Linked DNA regions of Homo sapiens: region 2 is linked to region 1. The links are chromatin contacts, found by Hi-C or POLR2A ChIA-PET in ENCODE. All regions are on one chromosome and are shown on one strand. The core of a region is the stretch at or near the end of the contact, and the rest is flanking DNA. Distances in the headings are between cores, read along the strand shown. Region 1 overlaps NF2 (NF2, moesin-ezrin-radixin like (MERLIN) tumor suppressor). Region 2 overlaps ASCC2 (activating signal cointegrator 1 complex subunit 2).

The links. A loop is a pair of places that touch in the nucleus more often than their neighbours do. ChIA-PET counts read pairs that join two places held with the same protein, here RNA polymerase II (POLR2A). Pooled maps may share reads with other maps.
Region 2: a pooled map shows a loop between it and region 1 (1.9-fold over the local background). The contact joins two enhancer-like sites. A Hi-C loop is called at or near these places in 1 of 168 maps with a recorded cell type or tissue (PC-9) and 1 of 50 pooled maps. POLR2A ChIA-PET finds 5 or more read pairs at or near these places in 5 of 52 experiments (PC-3, PC-9, WTC11 and 1 more).

The regions. Positions count from the first base shown.
Region 1 is chr22:29,687,589-29,692,087 of GRCh38, forward strand. The region is part of intron 15 of NF2 (NF2, moesin-ezrin-radixin like (MERLIN) tumor suppressor); the gene reads left to right. Among named protein-coding and RNA genes, the nearest start is that of CABP7-DT, 30 kb to the right of the region's middle. RefSeq lists enhancers at 636-1,137, 1,138-1,637, 1,857-2,357, 3,641-4,261, 4,262-4,499 and a silencer at 2,210-2,441. Within about 2 kb of position 2,408, at least 4 of the 41 ENCODE cell types and tissues checked have a DNase peak (open chromatin) inside an H3K27ac peak, as active enhancers do.
Region 2 is chr22:29,797,252-29,801,750 of GRCh38, forward strand. ASCC2 (activating signal cointegrator 1 complex subunit 2) reads right to left here. Exons shown (of 20, transcript NM_032204.5): 15 at 3,740-3,859. Among named protein-coding and RNA genes, the nearest start is that of UQCR10, 32 kb to the left of the region's middle. RefSeq lists enhancers at 1,438-1,938, 1,939-2,439, 3,331-4,326. Within about 2 kb of position 2,125, at least 31 of the 41 ENCODE cell types and tissues checked have a DNase peak (open chromatin) inside an H3K27ac peak, as active enhancers do.

The sequences.
Region 1 (4,499 bases), core at 1,158-3,657:
AAATTACTTAAGTTTAATAGGTAGTTAATATAGCCAACCCTCCTTATGACCCCAGTGGGCTGAATGGCTCTGCTTGCTTTAGGAACTGGGCGTTGTATGGTAGAGCATCTTGGCCTTGACATAAAAGGTAGCATACTGGCTCCCCAGCCCTGAACCTTCCCTGCTAGAGCAAGGCAGGGGTGAGAGGGGGAAGGAAAGAAAAAGGAGTGGGGAGTGGGGTGGGGAGCAAGGATTAACAGGGAGCAGTAGCAGCACCAGATGTGGGCATAGCACACTGGGAAGAAATTGCAGTGGCGATCTGAACTCTTCCTCTCCGCCTCCTGGCTCTGTGGAAGCCCAGGGAAGGCATTAGGAACTGCAGGCTGCTCTTAGTGCTCCTCCCGGATGGGACACCTTGGGCTCATCCCTGAAGGCCACTCCTACCACTCTCACACACTGAGTTCCTGGTGTCTCGTAACTGTTGAGAGCTTAGTTTTCTTGCTTGTTTCTGGTAGCTCTAGATAGAAGACTGTATCGGCCTCTTCTAAAAGTCAACAAGCCAATCCTGTTTTTGGTTAAGAGACTTTACCTGGTCAAGCAGTTGTTCTTTGGGAGGTGTTGAAGAGCCTACAAACCTGCCTTGCCTGCCTAGGTACTTTACCACCATTTGGAGATGCCTGAGGATATTACCAGGCCTTATTTGAGGCAGTAAAACACCCTGTTCGGCCCCTCGGCACTGAAGATGTGTTTCAGTGCAGCTCTCCTCGGCACCGGATTCGTTGCTGCAACAGTGGGAGGGAAGAGCCAGATGCAAACTCGTTCTGCGAGCCCGAGGTTCTGTTCTCATGATCCTTGCTGTGATTTCTCTTTTGATGTTGGCAATTTTAAAATGACATCAGTCTATCTGGACCTTTTTCCTAAGGCTCTTGCTCAGACCACTCAGTAGATAGCCGCCACCTGCCCAGTGAGGTGAATCAGGCCCATTAGGCCATTTGTCAGGGGAAGGAACAGAGGAGCAGCGGAGGGCCCCGCCGGCCAGTGCCACAGGGCAGCCTGCAAAGCAGGTAGACAGGTTTTCAGGCAGCTTTTGCTGCTTTGGGTCCCTCAGGGATTAATACACAAAAAGGGCCCCTTGGGTATTCAGTGGCAGATTTCTCTTGAGAGCAGATAAAGTCGCTAATAACAAATTGGATTTGTTCATTGGGGTGGACTTGGCCTTTCGTTCCACCTCTGTGTAGGATAAGTGTGTGGATAGTGCTCCCACTGTGCACATCACCATATGGCATTTGGGTGCAGCTGTCCCTAGCCAGACTGCAGAAAAGCTTGATCTGGGCCGGACGCGGTGGCTTATGCCTGTAATCCCAGCACTTTGGGAGGCCGAGGCAGGCGGATCACGAAGTCAAGAGATTGAGACCATCCTGGCCAACATGGTGAAACCCTGTCTCTACTAAAAATACAAAAATTAGCTGGGCGTGGTGGCATGCGCCTGTAGTTCCAGCTACTCAGGAGGCTGAGGCAGGAGAATCACTTAAACCCAGGAGGCAGAGGCTGCAGTGAGCGGAGATCGCGCCACTGCAGTTCAGCCTGGCAACGGAGTGAGACTCCGTCTCAAAAAAAAAAAAAAAAAAAAAAAGAGAAAGTAAAGAAAAGCTTGATCTGGCCACTTAGTACAGCCATCCCCCTTTACTGGCCCTTCCTCTTTGCTTATTTGGAAGGGGGAAGGTTTCCCACACCCCAAACCAAAGATTCTTTTGGAATTTGCTGCTGCTGGATTCAGCTGTCACCTTTCTGCTCTGAGTCTGCTTTCTCCCTGTGGATCCGGTGCCAGAGGATCTGCACGTCCTTTTGTGTCTACACCCTCCCCCGCTCCTTCGTTTTCAATATGTAGTAGTGGAGAGGAAGTGTAACATGATTTTAGGGCTCACATTTCAATTCCACTGCATTTTTATGGGACAAGCAGAGACCCAGCGCCTGGAGTTATTAGGTTAGTATCTAAAATGGGTTCAGTACTGTGAGTCTTATTGTTTAAAATGAATGAGATGGTCCCCTCCTACCTTCTTTTCTCCTCCCCTGGGATGAGTGGATTGAGGCAAGGCCCCCAGAGACTAGTTGAAGGAATCCTGGTGCTCTGATTAGTTTTGTTCCCCAGCTTAATTGTACAGCTTCCTTTCTCTCACCACTGATAGCCAAAGTAGCTCTGTGTCTCCCCCAACCTTCCCTTGCTTTAGGAACAAGATGATCACAATGCAGCCTTGTGAATCAATTTTCTGTCTGTGCTGATGAAAGTGTAATTCATTCTTAATCAAGCAGCCTTGCTGCTGCAGGCTCCGTGCCGGAATACATTTAGTTACCCTCCCATCACTTTGGGAAACGATCCCCCAAAAGGGCTTTTAGAGGAGAGCTGGAAGGAGAGTTGGCCGTGCGCCTCATGCTGTGGTTTTCCAGCAGGGGGCACTCAGGAACGATGCTGGCGGAGGCTTTGTAGCTGGAAGCCGTCTGCTGCTGGCAGGGCAGCAGGAGAATGTTTGTCACAGGTGCCTTCCAGGCTTGCTTTCTCCAGACCCTGGGGCCATTTCTCAGAAGTACCCTAATGGGCCACCCAAAATCCTCAGGTAGCAGTGAGGAGGAACAGTTGAAGATGCAGATTGCATGCCTGGGTTAGAGAGTGCCGGCTGGGTACCAGGTTCTTTTAGCCAGCCTCTTCTGTCTTTTTAAGTAGACAGATGTGTCTCCTGAATCTGAACTTGTTTAGATTGGGTGGATGTGTCTGTTTTTGTCACACCACACACAATTTGGGGAGCGTAAGGAGGCCCAGCTCTGCCAGAATGGAACTCTCCTAAGTTCTCCCCTGCCGTCTCACAGCCTGCTGGCTGTCACAAACAGCTGGCAGTTTTATGGACAAGTGGGCAGGGGAAAAGGGACCCTGCCGGGGCTGAGTCTCGATGTTGGGCAGGAAGTAAAAGCCAGGACCCAACAAGTGGATCAGAGGGGGGATGTGAAGATGAACAGTCAGATAGCAATAAAGCCTCATAGATCTGCCCCAGAGAAAGAAAAGGAAGTTCGTCTCCTCAGAATGGAATTGGATTAGTGACAGACTTGAGCAGCCGGTTCAGTCGAGAGAGAACTTAATTCCTCCTGTGTTATTCACACGGCTGATTCTAATCAGATGTGAAGAGACAGCTGGAGGAGAGCAGCGGGTCAGCCCATGCCTGGTGCGGAGGCTTCATGTTCTTGTAGGCATCTTCAGGGAACTGGCAGGAGCGCTTTGGGTTGGAGACTCTGAGCAGGGCCCTTGGGTTTATAGCCTGCCCAAGGAACTGGGCCTGGCTGCGGGACTCCCATGGTTGGACCTTGTCTAGATTCAGTGAAAGTTTTGAAGGACAGTGCATGACAGACGTCACTGGTCAGGTTCACCAGAGCTTGGCTCACTTGTCTTCAGAAGGATTCAAAGGCAGTTGACCAGACTTGGCAAGTCCCAGACTGGTGCAGCCACTGTCCTCGAGACCCTGGTTGTACACCCTGAGGTGCTTCTGCTTCATTACCTGCTGAAATTTGGAGACCTCTTCTTCCTGGATAACCTTCAAGATACTCATTGTGCATGCGAGGAATTCCCCGCCCTCCTGGGGGGACTCCACTCCCCAGGCAGGCAAGGTTGGGCAAGGGGAGGGCTGTTGCTGGATTGCCAAAGGGAGCATGGACATTTTTGTTTGGAATTCAGGGTGGGAATGGGACTCACCAGAGTGGCTTCAGTGCTCAACTCACAGTGCAACATAGGACAAGGTGAAGGCCTTCTTGGGAGGCCTCTTCTGGCTCTAGCAAGCAGGTGTTGCTGGGCAGTGTAGAGGGACCCAGGCCGGTTGCTGAGCAGGAAGATGTACCTAACACTGATGGGCCTGCACACCTTAGGGTATGAGAGCATCGCAGGGGAACCAGGAAACTTGTTAGCTGGTTTTCATGTGTTTAAAAAGAAGACTCGGAGGCAGAGTTTATTTTATGAAGGGCTAGCTTTTTGCCATTTCTTCTGAGCTTTTGCCTTTTCCTTTATGAATACTTCCTGCCTATGGGTGTACTGTAAATGTAACAGCCAGTGAGCTTTCTAGAAGCAGCAGATGGTGAAAGATCCACAGGTGAGGAGCCTGCCCACTGGAGGGGCGAGACAGTGCCCAGGCAGGGCGTGCAGGTGGCAGAGCTGTTTGCATGCTCCGCGGGGTGGCTTCCCAAGCTCTCTGTAGAAAAACTGCCTGAGGGCAAATGGCTCCACTGAGCTGCTACCTGCAGGAAAGAAGCTCAAGGGCTCTCCTCGTCTCACTGCCTGCCTTCTTCACCTGCTGGGAGGAGGGCATTGTGGTGTCTGAGATAAAGGATACCCCCAAGGTGGAAGCAGAGCCATGGGGGTGGCCTCCAGCAGCAGGGAGGAGCATTGTGCAGTAAATTCTGACTCCGGGGCTCCTGTGGGGATTGGAACCCATAGGAATTGCACAATGAGGGTAAAGGATGGGGCGGCAGCAGCCAGGTCTGTC
Region 2 (4,499 bases), core at 875-3,374, 110 kb after region 1:
CCTGGGAATATGCAGGTGCCCCTGAAACCTCGCCACCTTTCCCTTCCTCATCTCCTCAAGCCTGTCCTTCAAGGCCCAATTCAAACTGGTCCTTAGCAGGGTGACTCCTGCCTTTGAACTTCTAAAGAGCCTGTGGAAGCAACAGACTCCTACTTTTCCAGGTGAAGAATCAGGGGATCCAGAGAGGCAGAGCAACCCTCTTAAGGTCACACAGCTACTAAGAGCAAAGCCAGGGCCAGACACAGGTCTCCTGATTCAGGTCTGCTTTGCCACTTCCTGGGCTGTGTGACCACAGGCAAGTCCCTTAACCTCGCTAAGTCTCAGTTCCTTCTCTTGGCACCCACTTCCCAGGGCTGATGTGAGAAAGAAATGACATGTCGAAGCAGATCCAGCACTTTCTGGGCTCAACAAAGTGAATCCTGTTTCTTTTACTACAGGACTTTTCAGAGCCTTAATGTGCTCTGCGACTCCCCAAAAGGCAGACCAAGGGCACAGACACTTAAAATAAAATTTTAATTATTATTATTTTTTGAGACAGGGTTTCACTCTTGTTGCCCAGGATGGCGTGCAATGGTGTGATCCTGGCTCACTGCAACCTCCACCTCCCAGGTTCAAATGATTCTCCTGCCTCAGCCTCCCGAGTAACTGAGATTACAGATGCCTGCCACCATGCCCAGCTAGTTTTTTGTATTTTTAGTAGAGATGGGGTTTCACCATGTTGGCCAGGTTGGTTTTGAACTCCTGACCTCAGGTGATCCACCCACCTTGGCCTCCCAAAGTGCAGGGATTACAGCCACCACGCCCAGCCGGCACAGATATTTTTAGAACACATGTTGTCTTCCAGGGCACCATGGAATGGTCCAAAGGGATTAGGGGACCCTGCCTCTTGCCCACTGACTCCTTCACTGGCTATGATATACCTGTAGCACATGTATTGATGTCTCCACAACAGCCATGCTGCACCTCACCCATTCTCCAAACAGACCCTACATTTTCTTTAGGTCTTTCTACCTTTCCGTTTCACCCTGGAGCTCCAGGCCTGCACCCTGTGAGTTGGTTTTCCTGATGAGATATGAGGGGTATTGGAGACTTCTGGGAAAGGTATCCTAGGCTCTAGGAGAGACACAGGAAGACCTGGTCTGGACTATCTCCTGGCACTGTCATGTCTGGAAGCCATAGTAGAAACAGCTGCAGCCCCTCTGCAGCCTCAAAGGAAGTAGCCTGACCACGAAGTGAGGCCCCAAGAGACTGGAAAGATACATTCTGGATGATAGGTCAACCAAGCCTAGACGGCCCTACCTTACACCGCCTTGTCATGCAAGGGAACAGATTTCCTTACTACTTAAGCACTGAGTACAGCCTATCTGATTCAACAACGAACACATTTTAACTCCACTACCATCTGCAGCGTCCTACCTAATTTCTCATGGGATTAGGACATGTGTCCCTGCCGAAGTTCCTGTGTACCCCACCCCAGCACCTCCCACTCTGTCCTTACTTGTTTAATGGTCTTTCTTATGATCATTTGAGGGCAAGGCCGGGTATCCAGCTCACCCTGTTTCCCTGGTGTCTAGCATAGGATCTGGTGCTACTAAATCTCTTAATAAATATTTGCTGAATGAATAAATAATGAACACATGAATGGAGGCTTTGCCTCTTTGCAATCTGCAGCCCCTGGGCTACCCAGCACAGTGAGTCTCTCTGCGTGCCAGCCCAGAGGGCCCCAGGAACAAGGGCACAGTGTTCCAGAAACCTGGCCACCTCAATGCCAGCCACTCTGCTGACCCTGACAGCTGGGACCAGCCCCTTGGCAAATGCTCGTAGGTGACTTATGACCTAGGTGGGGTGAGATGAGACTTTACAATACCATGGGCCCTGGACAAAACCACAGATCAAGGTGAAAGGCCATATCCAGAGATGGCTAATCTCTGTGGGGAACTTACCAATCAGGCTTCCTGGATTGGAGCAGGGGGCCAGGCTTCTCGCCAGCCTGGAGGACCCCTTGTCTGCCCCTTGCCCACCGCTGGAGCTACAGAGGGCCATGCTGGCCTGGAATAGCGGCCACTGATCCAGGATAACATCTTTGGCCTGGGATCTGGGGGTGTTGCAATGTGTATGACTAAGCAGTTTGCAAGTGCTTCCTGTCCAGCCAGCCAGACGGCTTTGTAGTTGCCCTGCGCCAGTTCCCCAAGCCCTCAGCCAGCCAAGCTTTTAGCAGTGGACAGCCCTAGGGAGGGGTAACAGCACAGGGCCCTAACTGAAGAAGCAGCTGGCATTTCCGCCACTGGGGCTCCTACCACAGGAACAAGGCTGGCTGGTCTCCTCCCTCTCTGAACCTCACGGTCCCCATTCACGTGATGGTGAAAGAGCAGCCTGTACTTGTAAAGAAGTCCCCTGATTTCTAGATTCCATGCAGAACTTTGGGGGACTAGAATACATCTTATTTTGCTGTTCTCTACTTGGATGTTGTACTCTTTACCATGACATCCAACTCTCTGTCCCTCTGATGGGTCATCATTCCAACGCTGGGTGAACTCTCTTATTTTTTTTTCTTGAGACAGGTTCTTACTGTGTCACCCAGGCTGGAGTACAGTGGCACGATCACAGCTCATTGCAGCCTTGACCTCCTGGGCTTAAGTGATCTTACTGCCTCAGCCTCCAGAGTAGCTGGAACTATAGGCGTGTGCCAGCACACCCGGCTAATTTTTGTATTTTTTGTATATATGGGGTTTCGCTATGTTGCCCAGGCTGGTCTCGAACTCCTGGACTCAAGTGATCCACCTGCCTTGGCCTCCCAAAGTGCTGGGACTAGGCATGAGCCGCTGCACCCAGCCCTGATCTTTTCAAAACATAAAATATGCTGGCTTTGTCGGTTCATGGGACCCTTTGCTGTGCTCACTATGGCCTCGGGACCACTGTCCCTGTTGCTCTGCTTGGGAAGCTTCTCCTTCCCTCCTTTGCAGAAGTGACCCCTCCTCACCCTTTAGCTCTCGGTCCCATGTCATGTTCTCAGAGGAGCCTTCTTGACTGGGGTGAAGCCCTACCAAAGGCTCAGAATTCTGTGCACCTCCAGCTTGTAGTATTTGTTATACCTGCAATTTGATGTTGCTTGTTTGATGAGTTGATTAATGCAAACTCCACGTGGGCAGGGGCCGTGTCTGTTTCACTCCCCACTATATCCCCAGAACCTAATTAATCCAGAGCCTAGAATGCTGTAAGTATTAGACAAATATTTGTTGAATAAATGGATAAATCATGAACGGAATTTTCAATGCCAAAAAAGTAGGAAGGACATAAACTAAAAATAAATAGAAAGGCCTTAAAGTGGAATATGTTCACCTTCTGAAAAGCTCATTCAAAGTCCTTAATTTTCTCACAGCCTGGGGAAAATCAGGTCAAAGAGTGGTTTCTGGGAAGCACTGTCCACCAGTGATTTGATGGTTAACACATTAAAAGATGTAAGAAGAAGGGAAGAGGGGGATAGTTTTGGCCCTTCTGGCCTTTTGCTATCAACAGGGGGGATTCACTAACAGCCTCCCTGCACAGAGTCAGAACCTGAAGCCTGATCAGTAGAGAACCTGCTCCTAACCACTGGGGGTGCACAGGTCTAGGGTTGTGAAGGGATCCCTGTGCTGATACTCCATGGCCAATTCTGCGAAGATGGAGCCCTTGGTTTCCCTGTGTCCTCTCTGCACTTCCAGAGTTGGGGTATCGGAACCCCATGGCCCACTGCACTCACCTCTTGCCCTTGTGCACCCGGCTCAGGTCTACTGAGTCCCTGCTGAACACATCAAACTCGTCATTCTGGAAGACGTTGTGGCGAGACGTCAGCAGGGGTGTAGGGTCTGGTTTCATTTCTCTGGGTGGGGGACACAGAGATCAATTTAAGGGGGCCCTGCCAGCTGATGCAATCTGCACCCCACTTCCCCCTGCTGTATTAAATCCATCGGATTTTTCAGTTCCCTTCAACAGGCACTCCTAGGACACAATCTCAAAACCTTGAAGAGGGAGATAAGCTGCTGCCTGATCTGGCCTCTGCCTGGGTATGCAGCCACACCTCAAACAAAGCTCCCCCTCATTCTCTGCATGCCATTCACACAGGGTTTCCTTCTGTTTCTTAAAAGCGCTATCCCACATTTAATGCTCGTAATAGTCGCATAAGATCAGTAGTCACAGATCACTCAACCTCATTGTGCCTCAGAGGCTGAGGAACTTGTCCAAAGGCACAAAGCTAATTTCTCAAGTTAACAAGTGATTGGTAAACATCACTTGCTCATGGAAGAAACACCCTTTCGGGCACTGGTTCCTGCTGTCCCATGGGGCCTTCAGGGCAGCAGTGGGCCAAATAAATGGTAGGTGTGATGAAAGTGAGACGCTGTGGCCATCCTCTCTCACAAATCTACTGGGAAGGTCGTAATGACAGGGGCAGGTCAGGAATGTAGGGGATCAGAAGGGCTCAACAACCCTGTGTTACATCCCTGAAGACACATCCATGGCGC